Linked DNA regions of Homo sapiens: region 2 is linked to region 1. Evidence: chromatin contacts called from ENCODE Hi-C data. All regions are on one chromosome and are shown on one strand. The core of a region is the stretch at or near the end of the contact, and the rest is flanking DNA. Distances in the headings are between cores, read along the strand shown. Region 1 overlaps LOC105370777 (a long non-coding RNA gene). Region 2 overlaps LOC105370777 (a long non-coding RNA gene).

Region 1 (6,647 bases), core at 1,441-3,940:
CTTCGCCAAACTAATTGCTTATCTCAATGACTAAGGACAATTTAACAATAAAATTTCCTGGACTCTAATGCAGGAATTGCTGACTCATGAGGCCTGGAGAAAAACCCCAGAAACATATACTTTTGAAGGTAAACTTGTTTTTTTAAAGTATAACACACAGAAAAGTTCACAGAATTACATGTGTAAGTTCGAGTAATTGTCATGAAATGTGCATTCTCATTTAACGCTTTTTGTTTCCTATTTTGTAACTATATGTCTATTTCAAGGTCATGTTTTCTTTAGAATCCATATTTTTAAAGATCTCTATGATTCTGCTGCATTAGAGGTTTAAGAAAATCCAGTTTGGAGTATTTGAAATCTGTTAAACAATGTTATATACCAGAAGAAGTATCTCAGGTCTGAGTTAATAATAGTGAGGTTTGGTCCAATGTCAACAATGTCTTTCCTAAAGCACTAAGTGAAAGGGAGGGGAATTAAAAACCAAGGTCTGATATCATGGTCTGTTGAGGACGGATGGGGTAGGTGTAGAGTAAATGAAGAGTAAGTAACGTTGGATTGCTATGTCAAGAACAAAAACTGAGGAAACAGAGCCAAGCAGCTTTCCAGTTTTGGGTTCACAAGCTAAAAGGGGATAGAGCAGAATTTCAGAAAGAGAAGAGACTTGGGCCTTATGGCCTAGGCTATATCTGGGAGTGTCCTCCCTTGACAAGGGTCATCAGGATTAACCCCTCTGCACCCTCCTTGCCTGCTTTGAGAAAGGGAATTTACTCCACTGCTAGTCTATCTGCATTCTTACCATATTTTGGAAAGTTATTCTATTGTTCTATTACAGAGAAATCTTTGGCTAGAATTCAGTGGGATAGGCAGTAAAACATGTTCTTGCTTGGGAATGAAAAAAGACCAACAACAAAACTAGTTTTCCATCCCAGCTTGACCACTTATATTTTTCAATAAATTCCTAATTTTATCCTTTTAAACATAGGTACTGTTACCTTTGGTGCTGCTAAGACCCAAGCTCTGGAGTCAGACTAATAGGGTTCAAATTCTTGCCTGTGATTTTGGGCAAATTGCTTAATATGTTCCTTCATCTGTTAATTAGAAAAAATAATAGGGCCAGGCGTGGTGGCTCATGCCTGTAATCCCAGCACTTTGGGAGGTCGAGGCGGGCGGATCACCTGAGGTCAGGAGTTCGAGACTAGCCTGGCCAACATGGCGAAACCGCGTCTCTACTAAAAATACAAAAATTAGCTAGGCGTGGTGGCAGGCGCCTGTAATCCCAGCTACATGGGAGGCTGAGGCAGGAGAATCACTTGAACCGGGAGGTGGAGGTTGCAGTGAGCCGAGATTGCACCATTGCACTCTAGCCTGGGAAACAAGAGTGAAACTCCGTCGAAATAAATAAATAAATAAATAAATAAATAAATAAATAAAAATAATATCTATTTATTAGGATTGCCATGTGGATGTAGAATTGTTTGAAGCTCCTGGCACGTAGGAAACACTCAATAAATCCTAGCTACTATGGTGCTATACTCCTCACCTTAATAACATCTGCAATGTATTTTGAGTTCCTTTTAAGTAAAAATTATATAAATATATGATTAAAATATTATATTTCAAGGCAACATAAGTCATAAAATCAGAATTTCTTAAATATTGCCCACATCCATTTTTGGAATAATTTAACCTTCACCACTTATTCACTGCGGGAGAGAACTACGAATATTATCCAGTGACTATTACCCAAGACTTACAGGTCTGAAAGAATGTTGCCAGAACCTAACAGACATTATTATCAGGGAAAGTCATTCCTAACTACAAATGACAATGTGATGCTCCATATTAGCATTAAAGAACAGTAGTTGCATCCTTGTTCTTCTTCAGGTAATGAATGAGCCATCTCCACATTTTGGTAAAGTAGGTTATTCACCTGCAGGAAACTGTAAGACTAAATTCTGATTCCGCAAAGACCAGGAAGACCCACCACACAAAACCACAACTGCTCCCCCTGATGGCTGGTGCCTAGAATTTCACGCATGCATCTTAGAAAATCCCATCAGGCTAAAACAACTTTCCTATGAACATCAATAATGTGTCAGTCCATGGACACAGGAAGGGGAACATCACACACCGGGGACTGTTGTGGGGTAGGGGGAGAGGGGAGGGATAGCATCAGGAGATATACCTAATGCTAAATGACGCGTTAATGGGTGCAGCACACCAACATGGCACATGTATACATATGTAACAAACTTGCACATTGTGCACATGCACCCTAAAACTTAAAGTATAATAATAATAAAATTTAAAAAAAGAATACCATAAAAATAGATTTGAAAAAAAAATAATGTTTCAGCCATTAACACTCTCCTATATTTTATAGAGAAGCCTTAGAATAAAGGCATCTCAAAATGAAAGTTGAAGGGAAACTATAAAGCTGGAAAATACATTCAGGATGGGAGACACAGTGAAGGTCAGCTTTGCTGATTTCATAGTTCTGTGTGAATCCAGCACTGGTTACCTGTATACATTGACAATAATCATATGCTTACCCTAATATCTAGAATGGAGAAAAGACTATTTAGGGGGCTGGGAAACCCACTGTTTGTCAAACTAAAGAATGTTTGATTATCTTTCATGACTCCTCATACCATCTGGTGAGTAATAATGAGCTCATTCTACTTCATTGATTCCAACATTTGATATTTAAAAGTGGTAATAAAGACCTTCATTACCTCTAGCTAACTTGGATCTGACTATGAACTGTTTACAAAATTCCAGTTTTCAAAGGGAAATTCTTTTAGGAGAATGCTAGGCAAATGGTGGCCCACGTTGAGGGAGTAAATTGACTCTGTAGTCAGCGAAGTGATTATTTTTGTAATGGAGCCCACAGCAAAACCCTTTGCAGCACTCAGAAGTCATCAACAGAGCTTGTTCTTGGCAAACCAGAGCATTCTCTGCTTCAGAGAATTACTTTCTAATTACTAAAAACATGATACGGGAGGAACACATGTTGGCTCCAACCAAGTGTATAAGTGGTGGAAAAGTTCAGTGTAACTGTTCAGCGAAACTGTGAAGAAGTAGAGTCTATGGGACTGTTGCTGGGAACATAGGAGTGGATGGGAGCCAGGTTTTTCTTCTCTTTGTGGGATTTGGGAGTTAGGTTATATGTCCTGTCTTTGGAAATTAAGAACTGTTGATATTCAAGGATAATCAAGGAAAAGCACTTCCAGGAATGGGAAGGTACATAGGCTAATTGTATCAGTACAGCCTGTTGCCCTGTGGACTTTGGCTGCCGCGGCCATATGATCTAACTAAGATGTTAAAATAGCAGATGAACATTTGCTAGATGAAGTAAGTTTGTCCTGATGGCTAGTTCCACTCTTCACTCTCCTGATTGAAAAAAATGTTGGCTTTCCTTCACTGCGGTGTTCACTAGATAGAAACTAAAACCGGCTCTGTGAAGTGAGTGGGAGGGTGAGGAAGGAAAAACAGTCCAACTAAAGCAGCTGAAGTAGGAAAGGGTCATGTGAGGAAGTGGAAGAGGTGAATGCCCTGGAAAAGATGGATGGAGGCATTTTTCTCAGCCATTTCGTGGTTGGATTGGGAGACACTGAATTTGGAAAAGCAGTCAGACAGAAGCGTTCCGGATAGCCAAGCTGTTGGCGTACCACCGAGTGCCAATTCTCAGGGTGTTACCCAGTCATTCTTGGGGTTTGTTTAAACATGGCAAGAGTTCCTGGGAAAAACCTGAGGCCACATTACTTAGCCATTTGAACTGCGAGTCCAAAGTAATTTTTTAGCAATTACAGTAGCATATGTATTTGCAGAGCAAAGACGAGTCACCAAGTCAGAGGATGTCTGTTGTTCACAGTGTCAATATGAAACATCAGCATGCTCCTGTCTTAGTTATGGGAATTGAGCCCTGGTCCATGCTCCAGCTCTGCCATCTCCAAGGTAGTATCACAAAGCTAAATTGTGCCCCTGGACTTCTTCCTGGATGTAATCTAGGACTTGCCCTGGGGATGAAGGCAGAGTTATCCTTATTCCCACTTCTACTTCTGCCATTCCACTTTCTGTGATTACTTCGATGTTTCTCTCCCTACCTCTCCCCAGCTCATTTTATTCAGCTCATTTCCTTTTGACAAGTAACCATTCACTGACTAGCGAGTACCTGATTCAAGGAATACAAGATGACCTATAGTAACTTATACTCTGTTAAATCTAGATGATGTGACTGTAGAATGAAACTAAACATCAGGTACCTCTCAAGCACCATCTTCAGCAAATCTCAAGTTTCTTGACTGCCCACATGGATCTCTTTTTTAGACTTCATTATTTTTGTTCCTGTCTCTGCCACTCAATAGCTGTATGACATTGGTAAAGTTACCTAACTTCCCTTTGCCTCACTTTCTTCATCTTAAGATTATTATGAGGATTTAATGTAGTGTATGTAAGATCCTGTTACACAGTAAGTGTTCAATAAACATTATCTACTATTATGTTATCCTCTTTTTTTCACTGCCCATTAAGAAGACTTTTTTTTTTTTTTTTTTTTTTTTTTTTTGACGGAGTCTCGCACTGTCGCCCAGGCTGGAGTGCACTGGTGTGATCTCGGCTCACTGCAAGCTCCACCTCCCGGGTTCATGCCATTCTCCTACCTCAGCCTCCTGAGTAGCTGGGACTACAGGCACCCGCCACCACGCCCAGCTAATTTTTTTTTTTGTATTTTTAGTAGATACGGGGTTTCACCGTCTTAGCCAGGATAGTCTCGATCTCCTGACCTTGTGATCCACCTGCCTCGGCCTCCCAAAGTGCCGGGATTACAGGCGTGAGCCACCGCGCCCGGCCAAGAAGACACTGTTTTATATTAAATGTCTTTCTTAGTGCCTTTCGTTTTATTTACTACATGCACTTTATTATATATTGCTTTTTTCTTTATTGTTACGGATGTGGTATCTTAAAACAGCAGCCAGATTTCATCAGTTTGGGGGAAAAGGACCACATCTTTTATTCTCTCCATATCCTACACACTACCTAACAGTGCTAGACATACAAAGGGTGCTTCAAAAATACTTGTTAATTGAATAAAGTATGAGTAAAAAGAAAGACTCTCTCTGAGTTATAACTCCATTGAAATTTCCTCAGCAGAATGGCCCCCATACTTCATAGCTGCCTCTATGTCTTTACATAACAATCTCGGTTCTTTCTTTCTTAAATCATTTTCCTCCAACCTCTGAGCTTCTTTGCCCATTAGATGGGACCAGGATCAAGTAATATGCTGTACAACATTTGATACCATTTGGTGGCTTCCTGAGTAGTGGTCTGTTTAAAGCCATAAGCATACCTTCCTAATCTTGTAGAGCTTTCCTTTAATAGGCTAATCTTAATCAGACTATCTATGTAGCCACCCTTTATCTTTCCAACCATATATTCCCACATGCTACTGCCCCAGCTCACACACTTTGGGAGGCTCTAATCATAAGAATATACGTGTAAACTTCACACAGAACTTACCTGGGGCTGTAAAAGTGTTACAGGCAGATAGAGAATGGGCCTGAGAGTTTAAGAAATTTCACCAGAAACACAGAGCAAATAAGAGGTAGGCCTAGAACTCCCCCAGGTCCTGAAACTCTAAGTTTTCTTTCTCCCATGGTAGGCTGTTTCTTACGAAATTGAAAAACTGAGATTGTAGTAAGTAGGATGAAGTCGGGATGATGTGTATATAAAATGAAACTAAGCTCCAGGTACACATCTCTTACAAAGAGCCCCACCTGGAATACAATTTCTCTGCAAACTTTACCACCCTCGAAAAAAATTGTTTGGGAGCCTCATAAAGTACCTCCTCAGACAGTATGTTAGAAAGTATGATTTCTGAAATGGGAGTGAGAGGATGAAGTATTTGCCTTCTCTGGGGTCTGGACGCAAGAGAATTATTCCTGAGAGGGAGATTCTTTCCTCATTAGTGGCAGCATGATGTATATGGCTGACCCATTACCCGCTCTCATAGGGTATAGCTGGGCATCTCTGTTTTAGCAAAGAGAATAATTCCTTTGCCATGAATGTCCATGGCTGAAGCACACAGAAAGAAGAGTAGATCTGATCAAAGAGCACATCCATGTTCACGGGTAGAACCATGGGCCCAGAGTGGGATGCTATACTGTACACAGTGAATGTGCTTCCTGCCTCCCTGTCTCCATCTGCACAATTGCCTAGCTCTGTGCTGTTTCTATGACTGTGGAGTCAGGTTGTCACTGCCACCCTCACCCTACTAAATGTCAAGATGCCCCATGTGTGAGGCAAGCTGGTGGATAGACACTGCTACTGCACGCTGACCAAGCTGCTTTTCTGGGCTTTGGCTTCCTTGGCTTTTTCCTGCAGAACTTAAAGATGCTCCCTGGAAGTGCCCGGTATCTTTGAAGCAGACTGAGGTCCCTTGAAGGTGGAATAGACTTTTCTCTCTTCTGCCTCCTAGGCAGACTGTTCTCAGAAAGTCTCTCTGCTAGAGCTGTTTAAATTCAAGCAATCAGTGATGCTTGTTACCAAGCAGTGACCAGCTTGCATAAGGACATCCTCATTGTTGCTCCTCTTTCCTCTGTGCTACACTCTCCATTTCCCCCTGCTCCTTAATAACGGGATAGCACATG
Region 2 (6,647 bases), core at 1,963-4,462, 290 kb before region 1:
AGCTCTCTGAAATCATCTGCTAATTAAACTATACTTGAACCCAGTCCTTGTCTCAGAGTCTGTGTCTAGGGAACCCAACTCAATCTGGCCCCACCTGCCCTCATCCTGCACTCCCTCTCGAGGTCCCTCTGTGTTTGTTGACTGTGCCACACTCCTGCCTGCCGTGGCCTCTGCAGGTGCTGCTCATTCTTTCTGAGATGTTTCCCATCTTCTGTGCCTCTGAATTCTGCATTAATCATTAATTCCTAACCACTCCAAGCCTTTCCTAACTTCAAAGTTATAGCTAGGTTCTTCGATTACATATTTTCAGAGCCTCTGTTTCTTGTGCATCAAGAAACAGTTTGTACATTTAGGGTCATTATGAGAATTTGATTAACATCTACCTTGTCCAGTAGCTGTCAGCTTCCTGAGAGGAAAGACCACATGCCTTATTGCTTTCCACTTTCTCTCCAAAGCCATCACAAAGCCTGAGTCTTTACTGGTGCCCAATAAATAATTACTAGAAGCTTGATGAATTCAAAGACATTTAAAAACTGTCACAGAAGCCGCTCGCAGCATACAAAACCTCTGAGTCATTTAAGCTGTGTGACATGGGGCAAGTTCCTTAAATTTTCCAAGCCTCAATTTCCTAATGTGAACACGGAATAATAATCATACCTGTGTTTTAGGGCTCTCTTAAGAATTAAATGAGATAATGCATGTAACGGGCTTAGCAAGGTGAGTGCTAATTAAAATGCTGTTTGTTTCTCTATGTATGCAATTTGTGAAAATATTAGGAATTATATGGAAGGATGACTATAAAGCAGAAAACAACACCTATGATAAAAGATAAAAATGAAGGAATCAGTGTGTCTGGCAAAAAAGATGAGGGAGTATGAATTGCTATACAAAAATATATAGACTTATTCCCCAGAATTGGGGCTCTTCTCCATCTTCACTGAATACGGGCTACAAGAAAATTTTGACAAACTGCAGCACATTAGATAAAAATTAGCTGTAAAGTTGAATTTCCACTAGGGCCCCAAGTTTACTGTTGTCTCCCAGTCAATTCTCTCTATTCTTAAATATTGTCATTATAATTTGGTTATGTTTAGCCTGCACTTTGTGTTGCAACAGGTTTGTGATGTGTCACTAGAAGCTGAAGTCAGTGTTTCAGGGCAGTATATTAGTTTCTACTCAGGCACAACTAGCAACACATCCTGTCTTTGCGTGTTTTCTGTTTCATGTGCTCTCCAGATGAGCAATTAACATTTAAATGCTCATTTTGGTGTTCTTTTTAAAAATGAGGAACTGTCAGACATTGAAACATACTTGTGACATGATTCTTAGAAGTAATTGAAAATTGAGATGGGTGAACTGTTGCCTAGGACTTGAATTTCTACAGGCCAAGCCTTATTTGTGTATTTACTTAATATGTAATATATGTATTTTTGTATTTACATATTTACTTAATATTTCTATTATACTCTATGTGTATTCATTTAAATATTTAGACATATAAGCATTGTTCATTAAGCACCTTCTAGGAAGAAGTGATACATGATTCAGAGAAGAGCTAAAGATGTTTCCAGTTCCAGGGAACTTTGATAGGAGAGTTGTGAGTTTACATCACAGATAAATCCTCATTTGATCAACAAGTATTCGTTAGCACTTGCTATATTCCACTCTTCGAAGGTACTGGCCATATAACCTTGAACAAACAAGAGTTTTACTTTCTTAGAGCCTGTAGTACGTAATTCCAGATAATGGTGATAAATGTCATAAGAGAGGACTAGCAAAGCACTCAGTAAATTTAGAAAGCAAGGAGCACATCCATCCAGGAAGCTTTCAAGGAGAAGATGGGCCTTAAAGTAAAGGCAGGGGTCTGCCAGCTAAAGAAAGGGTCTAAGGCTTCCAGGTAGAAGAGGGGCAAGGATGATGTCCAAGGGTTTGAACTCATAAACAATGTCTAGGTATAGGGGATTGCAAATCATCTATTAAAGAGTCAATCGAAAAAACAAAACAAAACAAAACTACACAACCACAAAGGAGTGGAGCGAAGCCTGCAGAACAGGATTCCTTAGCCTCAGCAGTACTGAGACTGGTCAATTCTTTGTGGCAGGGGGCTGTCTCATGCATTGTAGGATATTTAGCAGCATCTCTGCTCTTTATTTATTAGATACTGCCAATACCACTAGCATACCTGGAGTCATGACAAAAATGTACCCTGGATGCAGGCACAATGCACCTCCCCTTCCTCTTAGGGACCACCACAATAGAGTGGGCCCAGACTGTGAGGATCCTTAACTATCACAGTGAGGAGTACTGATTATAACTGGATGTAAAGGGTCCACCAATATCAGCTGAAGGATTATACTGTTAGCTTTGTGCATCAGATTGGAGTTTGAAGATATTGAAAGGGCGAGGGGAGATATTTGATGGAGAACTATTAATAAGAGATTAACCAGGTAGTGAGAGAAAGGACAAAAAGAAATAAGATGGTAGAAATTATATTATTAATCTGCCTTTGCCACTTGTTTCCAGGTCTTTTGCATCTCTTGTTAGGTTGTTTTATTCTTCTGATTGTTGAAGTGCTCAAAGCCTAAACTTGCTCTTTGAGGGGCGTTATAAAACTTCAGATCATTTATTTGTCATAGATGAAATAGGTTCCTCAAAAGATAGTTCTCTCTGGGGGAAGTGAAGGATGTGAGAAAACTTGTAATAATCTGGGTTGACTTTGGATTGTGGAAAGTTGAAATGCAAGAGACTTAGCTCCTTTCAGTGCTCCCTCGAGATAGTTTCATGCTGGCAAGAACTGAAATGATATACTCAAAGATTAGAGAAATAGCTAAGCCTTCAGCAAGTTTATAGAGGAAAGAACACATTCATCCAGGAAATTTTCAAGGAAAAGATTTGATATTTATGCAATTTTATAGACAACTTGGGAAGGGCAACTTAATGAAGCCCACATTTATCAGTAGTATGTGGGGTGTGTGTGTGAGAGAGAGAATGAGAGAAAGTGTGAGTTTGTGTGTGTGATTCCTTCCTCCTACCTTACCATCAGTGCTTGAGCTTACTCTGCATGCCTCTTGAGGATTCTCACTCTTAGTGTGGTCATAGACAGGAAATGGAAACCTGGTGGTTTCCAAGCCCATCGCTTTTGCTGATACACTGTGGGATGTTGGGCAAACCATTTCACCTCCCTGTGCCTCTGCTTTAGGTCATTGAGAATGAGGAAGCAAGATTCCATCAAACATTTAACTTTCAAAATCAGCTGTGGTCCAAGAGGTTGAGTGTCCTGGCTAATTGGCTTCCTCTTAGTTAATCTCCCATTTCTATGTTATGATCAAACTTTGATTGTGGTAGAGTCAATGGCTGCTCTGTGTCTGTGGTTTTAACGCAAGTCTGATCTTGAGTCTGGGTATGTGCATAGGTCTAAATCTTAGCCTGTAATAAGCCCTCTCCAAATCCTTCCTGAGGCTCTGGGCTAAATATGTCCTGGAAGTGAGAAGCAAGGTACAAGATGCCAGGGCAAAAAGAAAACACCACCTGAATAATCTAGTAGGTAGAGCCAGCTTTTAAAGATAAGTTTGCCTCCCTGCTCAGACAATTGATCTCTGCACTCAAAAGCAAATAAGTCTGTCTTACCCATTGTTTTCTTTTTTTGTTTTAACTCGAAATATGTCAGTGAAGTACTTCCTAGGTCTGGGAAACTGGGCAGTTGCAGAAAACAAAGTTCCCCTTGCCAGGGAGGTTACATTCAAGTGTAACCTGGGAGGAGACAGAAAATAGAGAAATACGTTTTTTCAAGGGGTTAAAAATGATAAAAAATAAGATAGAGGAGTCAGGATGATAGTGAGATTTTAATCTTTTAGGTAGGGTGGCCAAGGGGAGCATTTCTGAAAAGGTGGTATTTAAGCAGCCATCTGAATGCAGTGCGGAAAGGAATGCCACAGCCGTTTTTTGGGGGAGCACCCCAGGCACAGGGGAGCAGCAAGTTAAAGGTCGTGAGGAGAAGTGAGCCTGGAGTGTCAGAGCACAGAAAGCCTTTGCTTGAGGTTTAAACTGTCCAGGAATAGGCTGAGGAAGACCCGGTGGTGCTGGGATACAAGAAGAGGCGTTCAATTATTCTGTTGTATCTTTCCGGTTTTATCACTTCCAACTCAGAAGTGTGCGACAATACTATTTGCCCTATAGTTTACTAGAAAAAGCTAGATTGTACTTCTGGATAAATCAACCATCTTGAAAGGAGAAATCTGCAGGGAAGAACTTGAATGAGGTAGCTTTGCACCTACTGGAATGGGAGCCAATACAAATGGATTGTGCGATTGGGGTCGGAGCACTGGGGCCTAAAAGATACTTGAGAATCGTAGTTACTATCTATGATAGCTCCAGGGCACTGTGAGGCTTTGGAGTGTCCTCTTAACCTAGGGACTCCAGAGAAGGTTAGCAATAATTAACACATGGCTCCAAATCCATGATATTTCATTTCCTTCCAGATGGGGTACTGTGTTTTCATTTATTGCCATTCCTCATTGCAGAGAGCACAGCAATAGGAAAATCATGTGCACGTAGTCAATATTTATTGAACATGTTGTAACTGAGTCATAGACCTAGGAATCTGGTGATACTGGGAAAATCTTGGAGGAGCTTCAGGTCCTGGCCCCTGCTGATGAAAGTATAAGTTTCTTCAAGACCAATATGGAAAACATCTTCTAAGCTCATATCAGGATGGACTTAGCAGTCATAAACCAATCACTTGCCATAAACCAGTCAGAGATATTATTCTGAAGAAAATTTGTTGCTAGAGTTGTTGTAGTCACAGGATTCTAGTGTCATATTAACAATGACTTTTTGATGACCATATCCATAAGACATCCATATACTTGCCAAAATTGAGAAACACATTAGAGAACATAGCTTGTGCCATTTGCGTAGGCTGTGAGATCTCACTAAAGTATTCTAGATAACATTCATTGGAGTTGAGTATCTCTATTTCACATTTACCTATCTTTTTTGGAAAAATCTCAAGGAGATTCCACAAAGTCACTTGCAGATGTTTAAGGAAATACTGGCTCTTCTTTATTTCCCTTAATTCCTCTTGCTATCATCATTGTTGTTATGATTCCTGCTACTATTATTTAGAGTTTTTATTGCTTGTAGTGACCTTTTCTGTATTTTCCTTCCAGATATGTTACTGAATATCCTACGCCATGGGATAGGTTAGTAGATTTCTAGTTTTGTTTCGAAGGAGAATTAATGATTCAAGTTTTATTTATAGGGATAATAGTCCATAGATACTTGATGATACTGTTATCCCACTGTCTTGCAAAAGTAACGATGCATTTATTTGCTATTGTTTGAAATATCTTACTTGCTTTGTGATTTGGGGCATATTTCTTAGCATCTTTAAACCTCATTTTCATCATATGTAAAATGAGGGAAAATTAATAGTAACCATGTTAAAGGTTGTTCTTAAAATTACCTGAGATTTTATGTATATTTATCATTTTATCTATCTGTCTATCTACTTATCCATCCATCCACCCACCCACCCATCCATCCATCCACCCACCCATCCATCCAACCACCCATCCATCCACCCACCCATCCATCCACCCACCCATCCATCCAACCACCCAGCTACCCACCCACCCACCCACCCATCCACCCATCCACCCACCCACCCACTCATCCACCCATCCACCTACCCATCCACCCATCCACCTACCCATCCACCTACCCACCTACCCATCCACCCATCCACCTACCCATCCATCCATCCATCCATCCATCCATCCATCCATCCATCCATCCATCCATCTTACCAAGCCCTGTGTCTGGCAGAAGTTGGGTTCAGTAAGAAAGAACTGGAATCATTAGCTATGATAATAAACAGAGCTGGGAAAAAATAGAAGGTAACTTTAAGATACAGCATGACTACATTAATAAGCTCACTACTTCGTATAAATTCAAAGAGCTCCTAGGTAGACTAAGTTCTTCAGAAATAGGACTCATTTCCATTTGTTTGGACCAGTGTAGATTCAGTGATTTAAACATTTTTTTCCTTCTAAACAGTCCTCACATCTGATATCCCAGTTACATATTTGTCCTTTTTTAGCATTATCATCCAAGGTATTTAATTTTTAAAAACTATACATAAGAAAAGATGATCTCTACAACCATGATTAGATGATCACTTGGATAATCTAAGGGCTGCCCAACTATGAGACTTTATAAGTCTCAACCCTTATGTAGTACCATTAGTTGGTATATTCAATCATAGCAATTATTATACCCATTTTATAGAAAAGCACACTGAGATGTAAAGAGGTAAAGTAATACCTCACAGTGCAAGTTTGAATATTTCTTAAGTGATATTCATACTGAAGTTTACCTGATAACAACATCATTTTCTTAAATACAATACTGCCCATGCCAGTGGAAATTATAAAACCCTCAAAAACTCTCAAACAGTTCAAAATAGCAATATAATCTTAAGTCACAAAATGATAGGGATTTAGAATAACATAACATATTTCATATAATACCTGGAGATAAGGATGTGGCGTTGCATAGAGGTAGACAAACCAAATAATATCAAGATTTTTCAATAATGTTGTCTTTTATTACTTTAGGAACAAATTGACAACCACAAATTACAGGCT

Evidence for each region. Hi-C counts contacts between places; a loop is a spot of excess contacts on that map. Pooled maps may share reads with other maps.
Region 2: a pooled map shows a loop between it and region 1 (2.9-fold over the local background). The contact joins two enhancer-like sites. A Hi-C loop is called at or near these places in 3 of 168 maps with a recorded cell type or tissue (CD8-positive, alpha-beta T cell, GM12878 and PC-9), 1 of 37 single-sample maps with no recorded cell type and 11 of 50 pooled maps.

Annotation. Positions count from the first base shown.
Region 1 is chr15:39,121,459-39,128,105 of GRCh38, reverse strand. The region is part of intron 1 of LOC105370777 (a long non-coding RNA gene); the gene reads left to right. Among named protein-coding and RNA genes, the nearest start is that of LINC02915, 130 kb to the left of the region's middle. Within about 2 kb of position 2,690, at least 5 of the 41 ENCODE cell types and tissues checked have a DNase peak (open chromatin) inside an H3K27ac peak, as active enhancers do.
Region 2 is chr15:39,408,321-39,414,967 of GRCh38, reverse strand. All of the region lies in intron 1 of LOC105370777 (a long non-coding RNA gene), which reads left to right. Among named protein-coding and RNA genes, the nearest start is that of LINC02915, 160 kb to the right of the region's middle. Within about 2 kb of position 3,212, at least 3 of the 41 ENCODE cell types and tissues checked have a DNase peak (open chromatin) inside an H3K27ac peak, as active enhancers do.